2 separate regions of the Homo sapiens genome follow, and region 2 is linked to region 1. The links are chromatin loops, found by intact Hi-C in ENCODE. Cell type or tissue: CD14-positive monocyte. All regions are shown on one strand. Each heading gives the region's core, and the rest is flanking DNA. Links, peaks and the distances in the headings are about the cores only. Region 1 has its middle 19 kb from the start of AK3. Region 2 overlaps JAK2 (Janus kinase 2).

What was found. Hi-C counts contacts between places; a loop is a spot of excess contacts. Peaks named below come from ENCODE experiments on the same cell type or tissue, not always from the same donor. Only the 100,000 strongest peaks of a DNase experiment are listed, where the experiment ranks them.
Region 2: a loop joins it to region 1, with 6 times the contacts of the local background. A loop is called at or near these places in 100 of 110 quality-filtered maps.

What each region holds. Positions count from the first base shown.
Region 1 is chr9:4,757,034-4,762,412 of GRCh38, reverse strand. No RefSeq gene overlaps it. Among named protein-coding and RNA genes, the nearest start is that of AK3, 19 kb to the right of the region's middle. In CD14-positive monocyte, for the core only: CTCF peaks have their summits at 2,702 and 2,902 (motif pointing left); DNase peaks (open chromatin) are centred at 2,072 and 2,902; H3K4me3 peaks cover 1,658 bases; H3K27me3 peaks cover 615 bases.
Region 2 is chr9:4,989,373-4,994,751 of GRCh38, reverse strand. All of the region lies in intron 2 of JAK2 (Janus kinase 2), which reads right to left. It also overlaps a transcript of INSL6 not described here. Among named protein-coding and RNA genes, the nearest start is that of JAK2, 6.8 kb to the right of the region's middle. In CD14-positive monocyte, for the core only: no CTCF peak of the experiment used is centred there; no DNase peak of the experiment used is centred there; H3K4me3 peaks cover 297 bases; H3K27ac peaks cover 4,413 bases.

The DNA of each region.
Region 1 (5,379 bases), core at 297-5,296:
GCCCGCTTCAGCCTCCCAAAGTGCTGAAATTACAAGCGTGAGCCACCGTGCCCAGCCATCATTTCACACTTTTTTATTTTTAAATTTCAGTTCCCTTTCAAGCTCTAGACTCTTTCATTCAGAGTCCATTCTCTGTGTGCTTATGGTAGATGCTAAAGGTCTAAGAAAATATGACCACTTCCTGTCTAGTGTGGTGGCTCTCAAACTTGACCTTGCTCAGTTGCTCAGGCTGGAGTGCAGTGGTGCAATCTCGGTTCACTGCAGCCTTGACCTCGTGGGCTCAGGTAATCCTCCTGCCTCAGCCTCCCAGGTAGTTGGGACCACAGGCGGGAGCCACTATGCCTGGCTAATTTTTGTTTTGTTTTTGTTTCGTAGAGACAGGGTTTCGTCATGTTACACATACTGGTGTTGAACCCCCGGACTCAAGCAATCTGCCCGTATAGGCCTCCCAAAGTGCTGGGATTGCAGGCATGAGCCATCGCCCCTGGCTGAGAAAGTTTTAAAATGCAGACTCCTAGGCTCTGCCCTGCAAAGACTCGGAGTTGGTGGGTCTGGGGTATGTCCCAGGAGCTTGTGTTTAAACTCCTCAGGTGATTCTGAAACAAAGAGTTCACAAATAACATGTTGAGAGGAACTAAAGATGGAGAAGCAGACTGGAATTTGCAGTCTGGAATTGTTACTGCAATGTAATCTGGCAAATGCCACAAAGTATGAACAGGTCTGCTAGGGACACAGAGAAGGGATGCCTAATCAGACTAAGGAAAAGAATAGAGAAGGCTTCCCAGAAGGTAAGACTCTAGATGAATAAAAGTTGGTGAGATGAAGAAGGGGAGCAGGGGAATCATACATAGGGCATAAAATATGGAAGTTAAGAGGGCATGAAACTCCATGGGCCCTGAGAGCAGTGTGGGAGGCTGGAAGGAAGGAGAATGTGGCAGTGTCAGAAAATGAAGGGCCTGGGGCCAGGGACAGTGGCTCACATCTGTAATCCCAGCACTTTGGGAGGCCAAGGCAGGAGGATTACCTTGAGGTCAGGAGTTTCAAGACCAGCCTGGCCAACACGGCAAAACTCTGTCTCTACTAAAAATACAAAAATTAGCCAGGTGTGGTGGTGGGCGCCTGTAATCCCAGCTACTCGGGAGGCTGAGGCAGGAGAATCACTTGAATCCGGGAGGCAGAGGTTGCAGTGAGCCAAGATAGCACCACTGCACTCCAGCCTGGGAGACAGAGCAAGACTCTGTCTCAAAAAAAAAAAAAAAAAAAAAAAGGGAAAACGAAGTGCCTGGAATACCAAGCTATCTTTCTCCCCAAAGATCCAGGGAATGCAGAAATTTTAAGCAGGAGAATGACTTGAGAAGATCTGCATTTTTGGAAGATCTCTCTTGGCAGCAATGCTGAGGGTGCAGGACATCCGGCTTGGGTGATCAGATGTCATTTTCTAAGAGTATACAGAGGGAGGGACAGGGTTGGGGGCAGTGGGTCAAGGAAGAGTAAAAGGGACACAAAAGGGAGCCTGGGCACGGTGGCTCACCCCTAATCCCAGCTACTTGGGAGGCTGAGGCAGGAGAATCGCTTGAACCCAGGAGGTGGAGGTTGCAGTGAGCTGAGATTGCACCACTGCACTCCAGCCTGGGCAACAGGGTGAGACCGTGTCTCAAAAAAAGAAAAAACAAGAGACACAAAGGGAAAGAGGAGGCCAGGCATGGTGGCTCATGTCACAGGAGGAAGAAGTTCAAGAGATCCATGGAGACTGTAGTTAGTAACAATGTATTGTATACTAGAAAATTGCTAAGAGAGTGGATTTTAAGTGTTCTCACCACACACAAAAAGAAATGTGAGGTAATGTATATGTTAATTAGATTGATTTTGCCATTCCACAATGTGGACGTATATCAAATATCATGTGGGACACCATAAATATATACAATTTTTATTTGTCAGTTAAAAAATTTTGAAAGAGCAATCATTTTAGAGTTTTCCCAGCTTGTAGCCATGAGGGGTTACATGGGTGTCTTTATGTCCACAAGAAGAGCGGCACTGAGTAGGCAAAAGGACAGGTGCCCAACCCACAGCTTCTGCTTATTCCCTTCCTTCCCCTTGACCAAGCTGAACTTACAGCCTGACCACAGAATGACCCAACAAAGCTAAATTTAATTGTGTTTGGAACCTAGGAGCAGACTCAATTTGATTTCTAAACCTCCCGAGAGAAGCAGTGTACCCAAGGCCATCTATCGTGTGGCATGGATAAGGGAGTCTGTCTTCTCTCCTTTTGTCAGGGAGTTCTGGGGTCTGTGTTCATTTCCCAGTTGTCCTTGACAACCCTGTTTTATGCTGGACAGCAGAGTGGGAAAAGCACTGGTCAGGAACCAAACGAATTACCGAATTGTCTGACACTGTCGCTTAAGCTGGCTGTCTCTGTTTTCTGTCTGTAGAACAGGGATAATAGAGCCTGCCCTTAATCATTGCGTGGTTGGTCTAAAGGGTGAAATGAGACAGTGCTCTCGAAACTGTGAAATGTGCCAGGAGCGATGGCTCACGCCTGTAATCCCAGCACTTTGGGAGGTGGTGGTGAGTGGATCACTTGAGGTCAGGAGTTCGAGACCAGCCTGGCCAACATGTTGAAACCCCGTCCCTACTAAAAACACAATAATTAGCCAGGTGTGGTGGCCTGCACCTGTTATCCCAGCTACTTGGGAGGCTAAGGCAGTGAGCCGACATCGCGCCACTGCACTACAGCCTGCGTGACAGAGACTCCGTCTCAAAAAAAAAAAAAGAAAAGAAAAGAAGAAAAGAAAAAAGAAAAAAAATAAACACTGTAAAACGAATATAAGATAGGCCCTACAACTAGGAGCTGCGTTACCGGAGTTAGGTCGGGAGAAATAATGCAGGAATGGCGCCCCCTTCTGTGCGGCGCAGGAACTGCAACACACGCTGGCGGCAGCCTTCATCCCTGGTGGGGTCCGAGCCTCAGGCATCTCAGGGAGGGGACCTTGAGGGGAGGGTGGCATAGAACCAGAGGGAAGTCATAAAACTGGGCCTGGCATCTTCACAGCAGCTTAGAATTCTCAACCATGACCTTCTATGCCCACTTCGGGACTCCATTAGTCACAGTGGGTCTTTCCTGCAGGAGACTCCAGCCAAGATATTTAGGCCAGATGATTTTTTTTTTTTTGAGTTTCGCTCTTGTTGCCCAGGCTGGAGTGCAATGGCACGATCTCGGCTCACTACAACCTCCACCTCCTGGGTTCAAGTGATTCTCCTTCCTCAGCATCCCGAGTAGCTGGGATTACAGCTGTCCACCACCACGCCCAACTATTTTTTGTATTTTTTAGTAGAGATGGGGTTTTACCATGTTGGCCAGGCTGGTCTCGAACTCCGACCTCAGGTGATCCACCTGCCTCGGCCTCCCAAAGTGCTGGGATTACAGGCGTGAGCCACCGCGCCCAGCCTAGCTTCTAACAGAGTTTATTACTTTTCTTTTTCTTTTGTTTTCTTTTCTTTTTTTTTTTTCTGGCCAATTGACGCTTCTGTGGACCTAAAAGGAAGAAGCTGAGGCGAAATTAATATAGAGAGTTTATTGGGGTCAAGGTTGAGAACTGCAGCCTGGGACACACTTTCAAGTTGCCTTGGAGAGTGCTCCCAAGAACAAAAAGAGAGCCTCGAATGTTTAAAGAATATAAGACGAATCAGGAGAGGGGGCAATTACAAAATTGATCATTAGGATTTCTCATTGGCTTACAGAAATAACACTGATTAGTGATTGGCTAGACTTTGTTGAACTATAGGGTGTATGGCATTTCATGGCTAATTGGCATCAGTTAGTCTAGAGTCTTCATAGCAAGAGACTTCAAGAGATCATTATTCAGCTCGAGAAGGAGTGAGATGTGACTGCAGTTACATCCCAATGCCTCTCTGGGCCTGATAATGTAAAGGGGTTCATATTTCTCAGATTAAAAATTTATCTTTTATCAGTGACTTGCGCCTGTAATCGCAACACTTTGGGAGGCCAAGGCAGGCAGATTGTTTGAGCTCAGGAGTTTGAGACCAGCCTGGGCAACATGTCAAGACCCCACCGCTACTAAATTAGAAATTAGCTGGGTGTGGTATCAGGCACCTGTGGTCCCAGGTACTGGAGAGACTGAGGTGAGAGGATCACTTGAGCCCAGGAGGTTGAGGCTGCAGTGAGCCATGTTTGCACTGAGCGGGGTGACAGAGCAAGACTGTCTTAAAACAAACAAACAAACAAACAAAACCTTTTCTTTTCCCTCCACACTTGATAAGAATGGTTTTTCACCTGCTTATCCACAAATTCCATGCCATTCTCAGGAAAAGTGAATTACAAGCCTGAAGCAAAACTGCAAAGAGGGCAGGGTTTGTCTGGAGGCTCCTTCCCCCACTTTCTGTACAGGAGTTTTCTTTGAGAGCATCATGAGCCAAGAGCCAGATTATTCTGGATTCCTTTCCCATCCCATCCAAATCCCAACCTCCCTGTGCCCAAAGCATAGTGGCTCTGCTGTCTGCTGTGACTAATATGATTAATTAACTTTTAAAAAGTTATTGCTAGGTGACAATATCTTAATGTGCTAATGTATTTGTCTTTTAATAGCAGTCTTTAAAAACTGGAGCCAAAGATGGGGGATAGAGGTAAAGAGAAGGATAATTTCAATGTCATATTACACAATTTGTCTGAAGAGATTATTTGTATACAAGGCCCTCCATTTACATAATGATAAGGCATGCCAACAACAGGAGCCTCACTGTCCCTCTGAGACAGGCATGATCTTCATTATGCTATTGAGACAAGCGTGGATCAGAAAGGTCAAGTGCTTGCCAGGGTCTGTAGAACTAATTAGTGATGAAACCAGGATGAGGACTCAGCTACCTTAGGCTAATTTGCACTTCATTTCTTTGCCACCTTATTCTACTGTGAGAGAATATTTAATGAGGTGGAAGTTGCAAATATTGACTGAAAAGAGACACTGTTTTTTTTTTTTGTCTGCAGATTTACATTATCCTTTGCTTTGTTTTTTTTTTTAATAACACTTGTCACTACATTGAAAAGATGGTGGGAAGGAAGGAGAGAAGAAAAGATAAGCAGAGCAAAAAAAGAGAGGGAGCAACCAGTATATACCTAGCATTTTACATATGCGACATAAAAATTATAAGAGGTCACTGTTTTAGACTAAGTTTCTGCACTAGGCCCCAGCAGACCAGACTAAAAAGAATTTCCACATCCATGTCACCAAACCCAAACTAAATTGTTATCTGACCTTCCTAGAAATCCGAAGAAAGAGATAATAGCCAATTTTCCAAATAGGCCAATCTTCAATTGGCAGGATAATGAAGTGCCTTCTGCTTTAATTCCTACCTAAAAGAAGT
Region 2 (5,379 bases), core at 137-5,136, 230 kb before region 1:
AAATTGGGAATTGGCAGAGCACAGTTCACACATACCAAATTTAGCCAGCTGCCTGTTATGTAAATAAAGCTTTATGAGAACACAGCCATGAGCCACGTCTGTTCATTTACGTATTGTCTATAACTGCTTTTGCACCACAAAGGCGGAATTGAGTAGGTGCAAGAGAAACAATCTTGCCCACAAAGTCTAAAATATTTTATTTATGATCCTTAATAGAAAAATCTTGCCAATCCCTGGTTTAAATCAGTAATTCTCACAATCTAGGCCCCAGATCAACATTATCAGATCACCTGGGAACTCACAGATGCAAATCCTCAAGTCCCACTCCAGAGCTAATGAAACAAACTCTGGGGGTGGGGCCCAGCGGCAATTTGTGTTTCAATAAGTCCTTTAGGTAATTCTGATAAGAACCAGTGGGTTAGGAAACAGTTCTAGTACAGTTAATCCTCACTGTCTTCAATAGGTTCTTGGAAACTGTGACTTTAAGTGAAACAATGTGTAACAAAATCCATTTTTCCATAGGCTAATTGAGATAAGGAAGTTCCTATGGCATATTTATGGCCACAAAAACATCATCAAACTTCTAAGTAAAGATTCCAAACACTCTGATTATTAAACACTGAAATAAATGTGAGCTATACACACATTTAAGAAAGACTAATAAAAACAAGTAGGATAATTATTAACCCAATTCAGTTCAGTCACGAGTGGCTAGAGCCTATCCTAGCAACTCAAGGCACAAGGTGGGAACCAACCCTAGACAGGACATCACCCACTGCAAGGCACACTCATCCATACATGATCACTCAGTCTGAGACCATTTAGACACACCGATCCACTAACATATGCATCTTTGGAATGTGGGAGGAAATTGGAGCACCCGGAAAAACCCACACAGACGTGGGGAGAATGTCCAAACTCCACACAAACAGTGGCCCCAGCCAGGAATCCATTTTTTTCTTATCAACGTTATGAAGAAATGACAGTTATTCAAGGACCTGCTATATAGCCAGGAACAGATAAGGACCCTTTGTGTTCACACATGTAAAGGGTCTTGAGGAAACTTCATGGGAGCCTAAGAGCCCTCAAGGAGACTGTCAGTGAGGACTTCAAGCAAAGTGAGAGAAATGATAGTGAAAGCTGAATAAGAGGACACCCTTGTTACATACTAGGGCAAAGTTTAGCAAAACTGTCACCTACATTAACATGGAAAATAAAATACATACCTGACCTAATGAATTAAGGAGATTCTCAGCAGGAAGTTAAAGCAATTTGGCTTCTTCTAGCTGCCCTTATAATTGAGAGAACAGAGAGATGAACTAAAGAATAAGCTATTCATTTTTTGAGTAGAATTTCAAGGAGATGTAATGGACTCAGAACAATCTTTTCAGCCAGCAAAGTGTCAAATAAAAAGGGCCTCAGAGCAAAGATCCAATCTAGAGTGTGATTATAAGATCCTTTCTTAAGATCTAAATCAGTACCTCATAGATCCTTTCAGACGAAATATTATCTAAGGATCTTAAGGGTGTTGTCCCACAGCAGACTCACACAGAGCTTAGGGGAGGAAAGAGTTCCTCTCAAAAGAGATTTGTGGGTATGGCAGTACAGATTATAAACTTACACACAGGAAGTCCACAAAGTTTTTAAAGGAGTTGTATTAGCTTGGAATGAAAGGGACAGTTGCTATATAAAAGGGGGCCTTTGGACTCTGGAGCACTACAGGCAGGAAGCAAGCTCAGAAAGCTACTCTTACAAATACAAAGCAATTTATATGGGTTGGGTGCAGGGGTGGGGGAGATAAATAATTCAGAAGGTAAACCCAAAAACAGAAGAAGCCTATGTCCTATTAAGAATGACTTCCAGGAAGCAGGACTGAGACCTAATCAAGGAACTGGCAACATGTGCCCAGTGAGGTTGCAGAATTGCTACAGACTGTGCCTACCTTGCATGCTTCTTGAGGAGGAATGTCTACTGCAGATAACCTGTGCCTTTTCCATTTTGTAAAGTATGCAGGGGACATATAAACTGTCTCTTCATGGGTCCTCAGTTCAAGAAGAACCATATCCAATTAACCATACCCAAGAAAACTATTCTGTACCTGGACCTGATTTATATGATGAGATACTGGACTCTGAGTTACTGTCATGATGGGATGTGAATTAGGGACCTTTGAGGAGAAGCTCAGTGTATTTTGCGTGTATTTCAGATACAGGAGGGATGTGAAGTTTGGCAAAATGGCAAACTATGGCAATAGTATTAATAATTGTCCAAAGATGGCCATAACACTATTTCCCATCTCACATGTTTTTCTTCTGCAGTGTGAACTTGCCACTCCCCCATCAAATCTGGACAGGCTTCTGACCCTTACAACCAGTAGGACATGGCAGAAGTTATACTGTGCAGCTACCAAGGCTAAATCATAAAAGATTTATGCTGAGACACACTCACTTTTAATTCTCTACTCACCACTATGAAAGGTGACCACCCTGAAGCCACCATATTGTGAGGAAATCCAGGCCACATGTACATGCTCCAGTTAACAGCCCAGCTAACATCCCAGTCAAGAGCCAGCATCAACTACCCATCATGTGAGTGAAGACACCTCCAGATGATTCCAGTCCTTTGCCTTCAAGTCACCCCTGGCTGGCAATTCTTCCCAACTCATGTCCTAGTAGCCATTGTGGAGCAAAAACAAAGTCATCCCTGGTGTGCCCTGTCTCAATTACTGACCCATGGTATCTGTGAGCCTAATAAAGTAGTTGTTTTAAATCACTAAGTTTTGGGTAGTTTCTGTTACACAGCAATAGCAATCAGAGTAATGCTGATGGAAATAATCCAGTAGAGGGAAGAATTGAGAAGGCAAGAAAAAGAGGAGAGAAATATAATGGTAAAGCCCTTGAAGGCAAAGGGGATGAGCTCTTCTACACAACTGAATGGAGAGGCTTTAGAGGGGATGCTAAACAATTCATTCATTATAAAGGTGAAAACGGCAAAGTACAGAGGACAGGTGGTTGCCTGGTGTACAGGAATTAGAGACTAGAAAAGGAGATGTGGGGTGGGGGGGTGGGAAAGAGTTTGCTGGTTTTTGTCATAAACATTGGTAAACCATTTCCTTTTTAAACTTTATACACATTTTACCATGTGATCCCACCTTTTTAAATTTTCTAGAAAAGATTTAGTCCATTCCCTCAATAGACAAGACTCACTGATTACGTGAGTTGCCTGAAATCATATACCATGCTGAGAGCAGGGTCAGTCCCTTATCCCCTGATTTCCAAAACAGTGCACTTACTCACATCACATGGCCCTTTATATTATAAAAATATTACCTAATAGCATTTTATTTCATAATCATAATTTATTAAACTAAAACCACTTAGTAAGAACTAATGAGTACTCTGTTTCCAATAACATACTAAAAAGATGAACAGAAGAATGTTCTTGGGAAGATCAAAATAAACATGCAAGCAAAGTAAACAGCCCATGGACCATTCTAACCTAGTTAACCCTTTGTAACTATACAGAAAAGCTTCAAAATAAATAATGCTTCTCTTTGTTCTTTCCAGTACCCCTAATTTCATCAATCATTCAACCCTCAGATTTATAAGTTATCGACCAAGAATTTCTCCTTCCTTTTAGAAACAAATATTTTATCACTTTATTCAAATTTTACCAGCACAAAAGCACCCAGAGATGGCTTGTCTAACCTTCTATCATTCAGAAAAAAACACAGAACCAATGCACACAGGAAGAATAGTACCTGGACAGTGTGATATATAAGACGATACAGACGAATGACAATCTGTTGAAAAATATCTCCTAGGTTTTATTATGCCTAAAATTCTCATCCTTAGTCCTAGTGATGGAGAGCTTTGGAAAAGTCTCCACTGATCACCCAACTGTCAAATCCAAAGGTCTTTTGTTAAACCGGAGAGAACAAAATATTAACAGTGGTTATTTCCACGTAGGGAAAGTATAAGCAATTTTCTTCTGTTTTTATAGATTTCTTATTAGGAAAAACACGAATACATCTTTTTAAGACCTTTTTTTGGATCTGATTCTTCTCATTTCTTGCCAATGATCAACATGTTGATCATTCCGCCTCCTAACCTATCCACTAATTTGCCTCTCATACTGTTTTTTTCTTTGTCTCCTTTACCCATTCCTCTCCTTTCACCCACCCGCTAATTATGGGCAATCCCACTCTTTTCTCTTAAGTACCACAGCACCAGCCTTAACTTCGCTAACAAATTCTAGTCATATGTCCCACTGTATGCTATCAATTTTCACTTGCCCATCCCACGGCCACCGCAAACTCAACATATCCACAATATACGCTCAACTGTCTACATCCCCTCTACCAGCTACTAACACTGCCATAACTATTTTTGTTAGTAACTGCCATTAATCAAACGGCAGTTTCTTTGTCATTAACTAGCTGAGTAACTTTGGACACATTTTTAAATCTCTCTGGTCTGAGTCCTAATATACAAAACATATAGACTTAGATGTTCTAAGATGTCTTGGAGAGTCAACACTCTTTGATTTCCTCCGTCACTGAAAAGCAAACCTTCAAGGTAAGGTAATCTTTAATCACTCTTCTCCCCTCCATTCTCCCTTCTTATCCAATCCATAATAATGTCTTGTGACATCTCTGCAATCTGACTTATTTCTAAGTCCTCATTACTTCAGGGCTCAATTATTTTCCTACCTCTTTCTACCATTCTCTTTCCAATTCATATGAGACCTAGCACTGGTGCTGCTTTGATTTTCCTAAAATACTTATTTCAGCAAACTCTTTCTCAATTCAAAACTTTTAAAGCTTCTCCATATCTACAGGTCAAAGTACATTCTTCTCATCCTAGCATTTAAAGACATCCATAATCAAATTCCAACTACATTTTTAACACAATTTCTTACTACTCTTTCACACAAATCTTCATTTCAGTCAAGTTATTTATGTACTGCTCTCTGAACATATCATACATATATACATATTTTGCCTTTGCTTACCCCCTCTACCAGTTCCTTCCTATTATGCAAAATCTCTGCTCAACTCAAGTGGTCTTAAATATCTGTAACTTTTATTATTTAGCTTATCTGCCCAATTATACTGTAAGTCCTTAGGGAAAGGAGCCTATTTTATATTTCTTTATTTCTCTTTTGAATACAGCCAAGTACCTTTTACATTGCAAGTATTAACAAATATTTGTTTGGTGACTACAGTTCCTTATCACACAATCAACATGTATTTCTTGAATGCTGCCCATGTGCTCTCCACTGTGTGTTGTGGTTTTTTTTTAATCTAAGGTACTGCTCCTCAAAGAATACACAATCAACTTGAAAAGATATGGCTAACACTAGGGAAATAACTATCAA